2 separate regions of the Homo sapiens genome follow, and region 1 is linked to region 2. A link is an interaction called in ENCODE POLR2A ChIA-PET data of the cell type or tissue named here. Cell type or tissue: OCI-LY7. All regions are shown on one strand.

What was found. ChIA-PET counts read pairs that join two places held together with the same protein. Peaks named below come from ENCODE experiments on the same cell type or tissue, not always from the same donor. Only the 100,000 strongest peaks of a DNase experiment are listed, where the experiment ranks them.
Region 1: POLR2A ChIA-PET joins it to region 2 with 5 read pairs; 2 of 35 experiments call an interaction of 5 or more read pairs at or near these places.

The regions. Positions count from the first base shown.
Region 1 is chr21:46,583,384-46,588,383 of GRCh38, forward strand. It overlaps a transcript of DIP2A not described here. Among named protein-coding and RNA genes, the nearest start is that of S100B, 19 kb to the right of the region's middle. In OCI-LY7, CTCF peaks have their summits at 2,355 (motif pointing left) and 2,557; a DNase peak (open chromatin) is centred at 2,328; H3K4me3 peaks cover 790 bases; H3K27ac peaks cover 1,058 bases.
Region 2 is chr21:46,354,747-46,359,746 of GRCh38, forward strand. It overlaps PCNT (pericentrin), which reads left to right. Exons shown (of 47, transcript NM_006031.6): 12 at 706-880; 13 at 2,228-2,445. Among named protein-coding and RNA genes, the nearest start is that of PCNT, 33 kb to the left of the region's middle. RefSeq lists an enhancer at 2,077-2,156. In OCI-LY7, a CTCF peak has its summit at 1,849; DNase peaks (open chromatin) are centred at 1,895, 2,345 and 2,925; H3K4me3 peaks cover 1,670 bases; H3K27ac peaks cover 3,118 bases.

The DNA.
Region 1 (5,000 bases), 230 kb after region 2:
ACACAACAAGAAAGTATACATTCTTCTCAACTGCACATAGAACATTCTCTAGAACACACCACCATATGCTAGGCTATAAAGCAAACCTCTCTAAATTTAAAAGGATATAATACATAAATTATGTTCTCCTACACAATAGAATGAAATTAGGAATTGATATAGTTTGAATTTTTGTTCACTCCAAAACTCATACTAAAAGTTAATTCCCATTTTGAAGGTGTCGGGAGGTGGGAACTTTAAGAGGTGTTTGGGTCATGAGGGTTATGTGCTCATTAATGGGTTAATGCCATTATCACAGAAATGTGTTCATTATCACAGGAGGAGTACTGTTATAAAAGGGCAGGTCTGGCCTCCCCTTGCTCTCTCTTGCCTTTCCACCTCCCACCATGGGATGATGCAGCACAAGGGTCCTGCCAGATGCTGCCCCCTCATTCTTCGATTTCCCAGCCTCCAGAGCTGTGCTAAATAAATTTCTGTTCATTATTAAATACCCAGTCTTAAGTATTTTGTTATAGCAGGACAAATTGGAATAAGACAGAAATCAACAGGAAAAAATTTGGAAAACTCCCAAGCATATGGAAATTGAGCAGCACTCTACTAAATAACCAATGGATCAGAGGAAAACAAAAGGGAAATAAAAAAATACCCTGACATAAATGAAAATGAAGACACAACATATCAAAATTTATGGAATGAAGCTGAAGCAGTGTTAAATGTCTAGCTGCACATGCGTATAATAAGAAAGAAGAAAAATTTCAAATCATTAACCTAGTTTTATCCTGGAAAAAGAAGAGTAAACTAAACCTAAAGAAAGCAGAAGAAAGAAAAGATAAATATTAGAATGGAAATTAATGAAACAGATATTGAAAAGCACAAGAGAAAAACAATAAAACCAAAAACTGAAAAGATTTTTAAAAATTAACAAAACTGTAGCTAGGCTAAGAAAAAAGAGAAGACTCAAATTACTAGAATCAGAAATAAAAAAGGGCATTACTACAGATCTTACAGAAATAACAAAGGATGATAAAGAAGTAGTATGAACAATCGCATGCCAATACATTAGGTAACTTAGATGAAATGGATACATTCCTAGAAAGACACAAACTACCAAACCCCACTTAAGATCAGGCAATCTGAACAGACTTATAACAAGCAAAAATACTGAATAAGCAGTAAAACACCATACCCACCCAGACGGCTTCACCACTAAATTTTACTAAATATTTGAAAAATATTTGAAGAAAAATTAATATCAAATCTTCACTATATATATATATATATATATATATATATATATATATATATTTTTTTTTTTTTTTCTTTTCTTTTCTTGAGATGGAGTCTCGCTCTGTCACCCAGGATGGAGTGCAGTGGCACAATCTTGGCTCACTGCAAGCTCCACCTCCCGGGTTCACACCATTCTCCTGCCTCAGCCTCCTAACAGGGACTACAGGCATGCACCACCACGCCCAGCTAATTTTTTGTATTTTTAGTAGAGATGGGGTTTCACTGTGTTAGCCAGGATGGTCTCGATCTCCTGACCTCATGATCCACCCGCCTCGGCCTCCCAAAGTGCTGGGATTACAGGCATGAGCCACTGCGCCCAGCCTCACAAAATATTCTTAAAAATTGAAGAGGGAACACTCAGTTTATGAAGCCAGTATTATCTGATACCAAAACCAAACATCACAAGAAAACTACAGACCAGTATCTCTTATGAATATGAACAGACAAATCCAACAAAATACTAAAATGAAATCCAGCAACATATAAAAAGAATTGGACACTAAGACCAAGTGGAATTTATTCCAGGAATCCAAGATTGGTTTAATATTTGAAAATTAATATATGCCATATCAATAGAATAAAAAAGCCCACATGATTATCTTTATAGCAGCAGGAGGCAGGTAGAGGCAGGTCCCTGGTGTAACGCGACCTTCAAATCAAAGACAGGTTAAAGCCTGAATGTTGGATTGAGAGGGATCATGGCGGATGGGAGGTAGGACTAGATTGCAGCTCTGACTCAGAGCAGCATGTGGAGACTTGCATCATGAATTTTTCCTCCAGAACAACTGCAAGAACAAATCAAGAAACCTGAGAGGACCCACAGACCCCTTGAAGGAAGCGATTGCTCCTGCAGGACCCAGGAGAGAACCTAAATACTCAGCCACAGCAAGACCCGCCCGAGGAGAGCTTGAGCTCAGATATGCCTAGCCCTGCCCCCACCCAATAGTCCTTCCCTACCCACCCTGGTAACTGAAGACAAAGGGCATATACTCTTGGGAGTTCTAGGGCCCCACCCACTGCCTGTTCCTCCCCATACTACCACAGCTGATGCTGTCTGGAAAGTGCCACCTCTTGGCAGGAGGCCAACCAGCACAAAATAGTGCATTAAACCGCCAAAGCTAAGAGCCCTCACAGAGTCCATTTCACCCCCCTGCCACCTCCACTGGAACAGATTCTGATATACATGGCTGAGAGACCCACAGACAGTTAACATCACAGGACTCTGTGCAGACAACCCCCAGTATCAGCCTGGAGCCTGGTTGACTTGCTGGGTGGCTAGATCCAGAAAACAGATAACAATCACTATAGCTTGGTTCTCAGGAAACCACATCATTAGGAAAAGGGGGAGAGTACTACATCAAGGGAATATCCCATGGGACAAAAGAATCTGAACAACAGCCTTCAGCTCTAGACCTTCCCTCTGAGAGAGGCTACCCAAGTGAGAAGGAACCAGAAAACCAACTCCGGTAATATGACAAAACAAGGTTCTTTAACACCCCCCAGAATCACACTAGCTCACCAGCAATGGGCCCAAACGAAGAAGAAATCCCTGATTTACCCAAAAAAGAATTCAGGAGGTTTGTTATAAAGCTAATCAGTGAGGTACCAGAGAAAGGCAAAGCCCAATCTAAGGAAATCCAAAAACTGATATAAGAAGTGAAGGGAGAAATATTCAAGGAAATAGATAGCATAAATAAAAAACAATCAAAGCTACAGGAAACAATGGACACATTTATAGAAATGCAAAATGCTCTGGAAAGTCTCAGCAGTAGAATTAAACAAGTAGAAGAAAGAAATTCAGAGCTCAAAGACAAGATCTTTGAATTAACCCAATCCAACAGAGACAAAGAAAAAAGAATAAGAAAATATGAACAAAACCTCCAAGAAGTCTGGGATTATGTTAAAAGACCAAACCTAAGAATAATCAGTGTTCCCGAAGAAGAAGAGAAATCTAAAAGTTTGGAAAACATATTTGGGGGAATAATCAAGGAAATGTCTCCAGCCTTGCTAAAGACCTAGACATCCAAATACAAGAAGCACAAAGAACACCTGGGAAATGAATCACAAAAATATCATTGCCTAAGCACAATGTAATCAGGTTATCTAAAGTTAAGGCGAAGGAAAGAATCTTAAGAGCTGTGAGACAAAAGCACCAGGTAACCTATAAAGGAAAACCTATTATATTAATAGCAGATTTCTCAGCAGAAACCCTACAAGCTAGAAGGGATTGGGGCACTATCTTCAGTCTCCTCAAACAAAACAATTATCAGCCAAGAATTTTGTATTCAGCAAAAGTAAACTTCATATATGAAGGAAAGACACAGTCTTTTTCAGACAAATGCTGAGAGTATTTGCCTGTACCAAGCCACCACTACAAGAACTGCTAAAAGGAACTCTAAATCTTGAACCAAATCCTGGAAAAACATCAAAACGGAACGTCTTTAAAGCATAAATCTCACAAGACCTATAAAACAAAAATATAATTTAAAAAACAAAAACAAAAACAATAAGCCAAGGTATACAGCAACATATAGCATAATGAATGGAATGGTGCCTCACATCTCAATACTAACATTGAATATAAATGGCCTAAATGCTCCACTTAAAAGAACTTGCAGAAACTTAAGGTACACAGGTGGAAAAGACATTTCATGCAAATGGACACCAAAAGTTAGCAGGAGTAGCTATTCATATAACAGACAAAACAAACTTTAAAGCAACAGCAGTTTAAAAAGACAAAGAGGGACATTATATAATGATAAAAGGCCTTGCCCAACAGGAAAATATCACAATCCTAAACATATATGCACCTAACACTGGAGCTCCCAAATTTATAAAGCAATTACTAATAGACCTAAGAAATGAGATAGACAGCAACACAATAATAGTGGGGGACAGGCTGGGCATGGTGGCTCACGCCTGTAATCCCAGCACTTTGGGAGGCCGGGGAAGGCAGATCATGAGGTCAGGAGATCGAGACCATGGTGAAACCCCATCTCTACTAAAAATACAAAAAAATTAACCAGGTGCAGTTGCGGGCGCCTGTAGTCCCAGCTACTCGGGAGGCTGAGGCAGGAGAATGGTGTGAACCCGGGAAGCAGAGCTTGCAGTGAGCCAAGATTGCACCACTGCACTCCAGCCTGGGTGACAGAGTGAGACTCCGTCTCAAAAAAATAATATAATAATAGTGGGGGACTTTAATACCCCACTGACAGCACTGAACAGGTCATCAAGACAGAAAGTCTACAAAGAAACAGTGGATTTAAACTATACCCTGGAACAAATGGACTTAACAGATATATACAGAACATTTCATCCAGCAACCAAAAAATATACATTCTATTCAGCACGTGGAACTTTCTCCAAGATAGACCATATGACAGGTCGCAAAATGAGCCTCAATAAATTTAAGAAAATTGAAATTATATCAAGCACTCTCTCAGACCACAGTGGAATAAAAATGGAAATCAATTCCAAAAGGAACCTTCAAAACCATGCAAATACATGGAATTAAATAATTTGCTCCTGAATGATCATTGGGTCAAAAATGAAATCAAGATGGAAATTTAAAAAATTCTTCAACTGAACGACGATAGTGACACAACCTATCAAAACCACTGGGACACAGCAAAGATGGTGCTAAGAGGAAAGTTCATAGCCCTGAACACCTACATCAAAAAGTCTGAAAGAGCACAAACAGACAATCTGAGGTC
Region 2 (5,000 bases):
TCCCTGGGCCTGCTGGAGGCCACAGGGTGTCCAGGCAGGGTGGCAGCGGGCTGTGTGCCAGTTTGAGTTCCCTGCAAAGCGGACCCCAACACAGAATTTGCTGCACAAGAGGCTATGGGGGAAATGCCAGAGAAGGGCAAGGGCCCGGCTGGAACAGGCAGCCAGGACCTTCCCACGAGCAGGCCTTGCACCAGAGAGAACCCAGGAAGGGCTGGGGTGGGTAGCCCCACCAGGCATTCGTGTATCACCTGAGAGCCAACCCCTGCCTCTGCGCGTGGGTGTGACGAGGACCCAGCTGTTAGTGGGCAGTGGTCACAGGAGGCTGGCCTTGAGAGCCCAGCCCTGAGATGTGAGGCCACCAGGGGAGACGCGAGGGGCACGTGCCCTACCGACCTTGCTGCTGAGAGAATTGAGGAGAGGTCTGCCCGGTCCAGGGCCCTGCCGCCCTGAGGAGCACCAGTCCCTGTCAGTGCCACCAATTCTTGTATGTCTTCCGGAGGCCTGACTGAGAGACGGGTGTGGGCGGGAGAGCATGTGAGCACGCCAGTGGGCTGGCGGGGTTCACCAGGGCGCAGCGTGTGGTCTCATGAACCTAGTGAGGTTTGAGTTTTCTTTGTGCATAGCAGGAAACACCTTTGAGGGTTATAGCTGCGAGCGAGGTAGCTTGGCTCACTAACGTGCTTGTCCCACGTGGTTTCTCTGTAGGAGAGCCTGCCACGCTTCCAGGCGGAGTTAGAAGAAAGCCACAGGCACCAGCTGGAAGCGCTGGAGTCTCCCCTCTGCATCCAGCACGAGGGGCATGTCTCAGACAGATGCTGCGTAGAGACTTCAGCATTGGGACACGAGTGGCGTCTGGAACCCTCTGAAGGGCACAGCCAAGGTGGGCCCCTCCCGCCTCGCCATGGTGTCGGCAGGTCCCGGGTCTGGGGGACGTTCTCGGGGAGCCTGGGTGCCTGGGTTCGATCCAAGTCCTCCGTGAAGCAGCTGAGTGCTCCGACCTCTTCTTCTGGGGCTGACACCTCAACAGAGTGTGTCCTGATGAGGGTTTGGCGTTAGAGGCGGGGTCACTGGCTGGGCAGGAGTGCGTGTCCTGGGCCAGCGCCCCAGCAGGGCAGGTCTGACCTGGGCAGCCACCCTGGGGGTCATGGGGATTGCTGGATGGACATGGTGACCATTCACCTCTGGAGGGAGAATGTGTGTCCACTGGGCCCAGGGGAGGCTTTTCCAGGATCCTGCTCTGCTCCCAGCAGGCCCAGGTACCCCAGCTCGCCTAGTCAGACTAAGGTTGTGGGATGTCCAGGCAGGGCACGGGGCACAGGGCTGTGGGGTCAGAAGGTGACGGAGAGGAAACTGCAGTCATCCCAGAGTCGCGGTCCCATGGCGCCGGACAGTGGCCACTGACGGGTTCCAGGAGGGGCAGGCGGCCCTGGCCACTGGCGTGGACTGTGCTGATGGTGGGGCTGCCGTCCATGGTGGGGGTGAGGGGCTGAGGCCGCGGGTCCTGCTGGGAGGTGTGTGGTCTGACTCCATTCTGGGCTGTGGCCAAGTTGAGAGAAGCCTGGGCCTGCCTGGGCCTCCTTCAAGCTGGGGGTGGTGCAGCGGCGCCTGCATCTGGTCCTCACTCCTGCCTGCCCTGCACCACAATTGTCCCCACAGCCACCCCTTGATGCCCATGGTCGTTGGCACCACTGGTGCCTGGCCAGCACCTAGTCCCTTCTGCTTTTTTCCTCTTCTGCAGAAGAAGAGATGGGCCAGTGGGGGTAGCGTGCCTGGGCACAGAACAGCAGGGGGAGGTGCTGGGACAGGAACCCTGGCAGGCCCCTGAGCTCAGGCCCTGTCCTTGTGGCTGCCTCATAGACCCTGGGTGACACATGTGTGCCCACATCTGGTCACAGGCATGAGGCTCACTCAGGAACTCATGGAGGGTCACATGTCACACCTGACCTGAAGGAGTAGCCTGGGCGGGTCGTGTGGCTGTCGTGTGGGCCCAGGACATCCCTGTGACTCGGGACGGCACTGTGCTGGGGCAGCATGGAGGTGTCCCGAAAGGGAGGGGAGACTTGAGAGAGCCATGCCTGCTTTCATCACTGAGTCAGCACAGAGCTTGAAAATCCACAGTGTCTGCTGTCAGAAGCATTTATAGGTTGCCGTTCTGCCTGTGCGGACTGTGGGCTCCATCGAGGGCCGGCACCGGCCTGACTGTCTTCCCTGCTCCTTTTCCACACAGAGCTTCCCTGGGTGCATCTCCAGGGTGTGCAGGACGGGGACTTGGAGGCCGACACAGAGCGGGCAGCCAGAGTCTTGGGTCTGGAAACTGAGCACAAGGTGCAACTTTCGCTTCTTCAGACTGAGCTCAAAGAAGAAATTGAACTCCTAAAAATAGAAAATAGAAATTTGTATGGGAAGTTGCAGCATGAAACTCGTCTGAAGGACGATTTGGAGAAGGTGAGTCGTGACTCCACAGCCCAGCGCCTCCCGCCCGAGTCCTTGCTCTCTTCCACCTGGAAGGCTTGTGTCCTTGTGTATGGAGGGGCATCCTGGGGACAGCCCAGTGCTGTACATGGCACATTTGTAAGGGCGACAGTCCCGTAAATTCTTGAAACTATTCCTGGCAATGCCAGTAGTGGGTGGCGGTTGGATAGAATCTTGTCAGGGTCAGCACCGGGGCGAAAGTGAAGTTCTGAGTGAAGATTTCTTTTTGTTTTGTTTTGTTTTGAGACAGTCTCATTCTGTTGCCCAGGCTGGAGTGCAGTGGCATGGTCTCAGCTCACTGCAACCTCTGCTTCCTGATTTCAAGTGGTCCCCTGATAGCTGGGATTACAAACGTATGCCACCATGCCTGGCTAATTTTTGTATTTTTTTTGTAGAGACAGGGTTTCACCTTGTTGGCCAGGCAGGTGTCAAACGCCTGACCTCAAGTGATCTGCCTGCCTTGGCCTCCTACAGTGCTGGGATTACAGGTGTGAGCCACCACGCCCGGCCCTCTGAGTCAAGATTTCTTAGGGAAACTGTCCAGGTGTCCTAAGAGGGCTCTGGGAGGAGGCACAAGCCCGGGTGCCAAGCACGTGGCTGGCCTCTGATGCTCACCCCAAGTCTTAAATTGCGTCCGCGTTCCCCAGGCTCTTCCTGTGCTGTTTTGCACCTGTGGAAGAGGCACCCTCTGACTCCCTCGCCCTTTGCGAGTGTGAGGACACTGCCATGCTGTCATAAATGATGACAAAGCAACACGACAGCAGCCTCCACATGGCCCGATGGGCTTGGTTACAGCCAGGGCAGCTCAGGGTCCATCCCATGCTGGAGCAGTGGATTTCAAGTGAGCCGACAGGGCAGCTCAGGGTCCGTCCCATGCCGGAGCAGTGGAGTTAAAGTGAACCAACAGGGCAGCTCAGGCTCCGTCCCATGCGGGAGCAGTGGAGTTCAAGTGAACCGACGGGGCAGCTCAGGGTCCATCCCGTGCCAGAGCAGTGGAGTTAAAGTGACTGAAATTGTCATGTCTTGTCATGTGTGTTCTGACTCAACCTCATGCTTGTGACAGTGTTTTCATTTCTATTTGTGTCCTGCTTCTCCCACCCCTTTGCTCCTCCCTGTGAATGTCTCCCTGAGAATGATTTTCATTCTCCATCAAGAGACAGCTTCATAGGAAGCTATGATGACCTGCAAGTCTGATCCCATGCTGTTTGTTAAATGCAGGTGTTGGTAAGGACTTCCAGCAAAATAGAGGTAAGGGTGGAGCCCTGTGGGGAGCCGGACAGGCGGTAGGTGGGCCGATGGTCATGTGCCAATGGCACCTGCAGCCACCAGTGTGTGGCCTTCTCTGGCACTGTTGGCTGAAGACAGACTTCCCAAGTGACTTTTTGTTGTTGTTGTTGTTTTGTTGTTTTGTTTTTTTTTTTTTTGAGACTGAGTCTTGCTCTGTCGCCCAGGCTGGAGCGTAGTGGCGCGATCTCAGCTCACTGCAACCTTCACCTCCTGGCTTCAAGTGATTCTCTTGCCTCAGCCTCCCTAGTAGCTGGAATTACAGGTGCACACCACCATGCCTGGCTAATTTTTTTTATTTTTTTTTATTTTTTTTGAGATGGAGTCTCGCTCTGTCACCCAGGCTGGAGCGCGGTGGCGCAATCTCAGCTCACTGCAAGCTCTGCCTCCTGGGTTCATGCCATTCTCCTGCCTCAGCCTCCCGAGTAGCTGGGAAGACAGGTGCCCGTCACCATGCCTGGCTAATTTTTTTTTTTTTTGTATCTTTAGTAGAGACGAGGTTTCACCGTGTTAGCCAGGATGGTCTCGATCTCCTGACCTCGTGATCCACCCGCCTCAGCCTCCCAAAGTGTTGGGATTACAGGTGTGAGCCACCGCACCCAACCATGCCCAGCTAATTTTTGTATTTTTAGTAGAGACAGGGTTTCACCATGTTGGCCAGGCTGGTCTCAAACTCCTGATCTCAAGTGATCTGCCCGCCTTGGCCTCCCAAAGTGTTGGGACTACAGGCGTGAGCCACCGAACCTGGCTCCAGGTGACTTTTTGATGCTCATGTCTTTATGCTTTTCACAGGCCACCATTTTACCTCCTTATATCAATTATGGGGAGAGGACTGTGGATTTCTCTCTTGTTAATTTTAATTCTTGTTTTGAGTATGTGGAAGCTCTGTTGTTACACGTGTACACATTTGTGATTGTAATGTCTTCCTAAAAATTCACCCTTTTCTGTCTTGTAGTATTCTGTCCAAAAATACACCTGTTTTTTTTTTGTTTTTTTTTTTTTTTTGAGACAGTGTCTCACTCTATCGCCAGGGTGGAGTGTAGAGGCGTGATCTTGGCTCACTGTACCCTCCGCCTCCTGGTTTCAAGCGATTCTGCTGCCTCAGCCTCCCGAGTAGCTGGGACTACAGGCACGTGCCACCACACCCGGCTAATTTTTGTATTTTTAATAGAGACGGGGTTTCATTATGTTGGCCGGGCTGGTCTCGAACTCCTGACCTCATGATCTGCCTGCCTCAGCCTCCC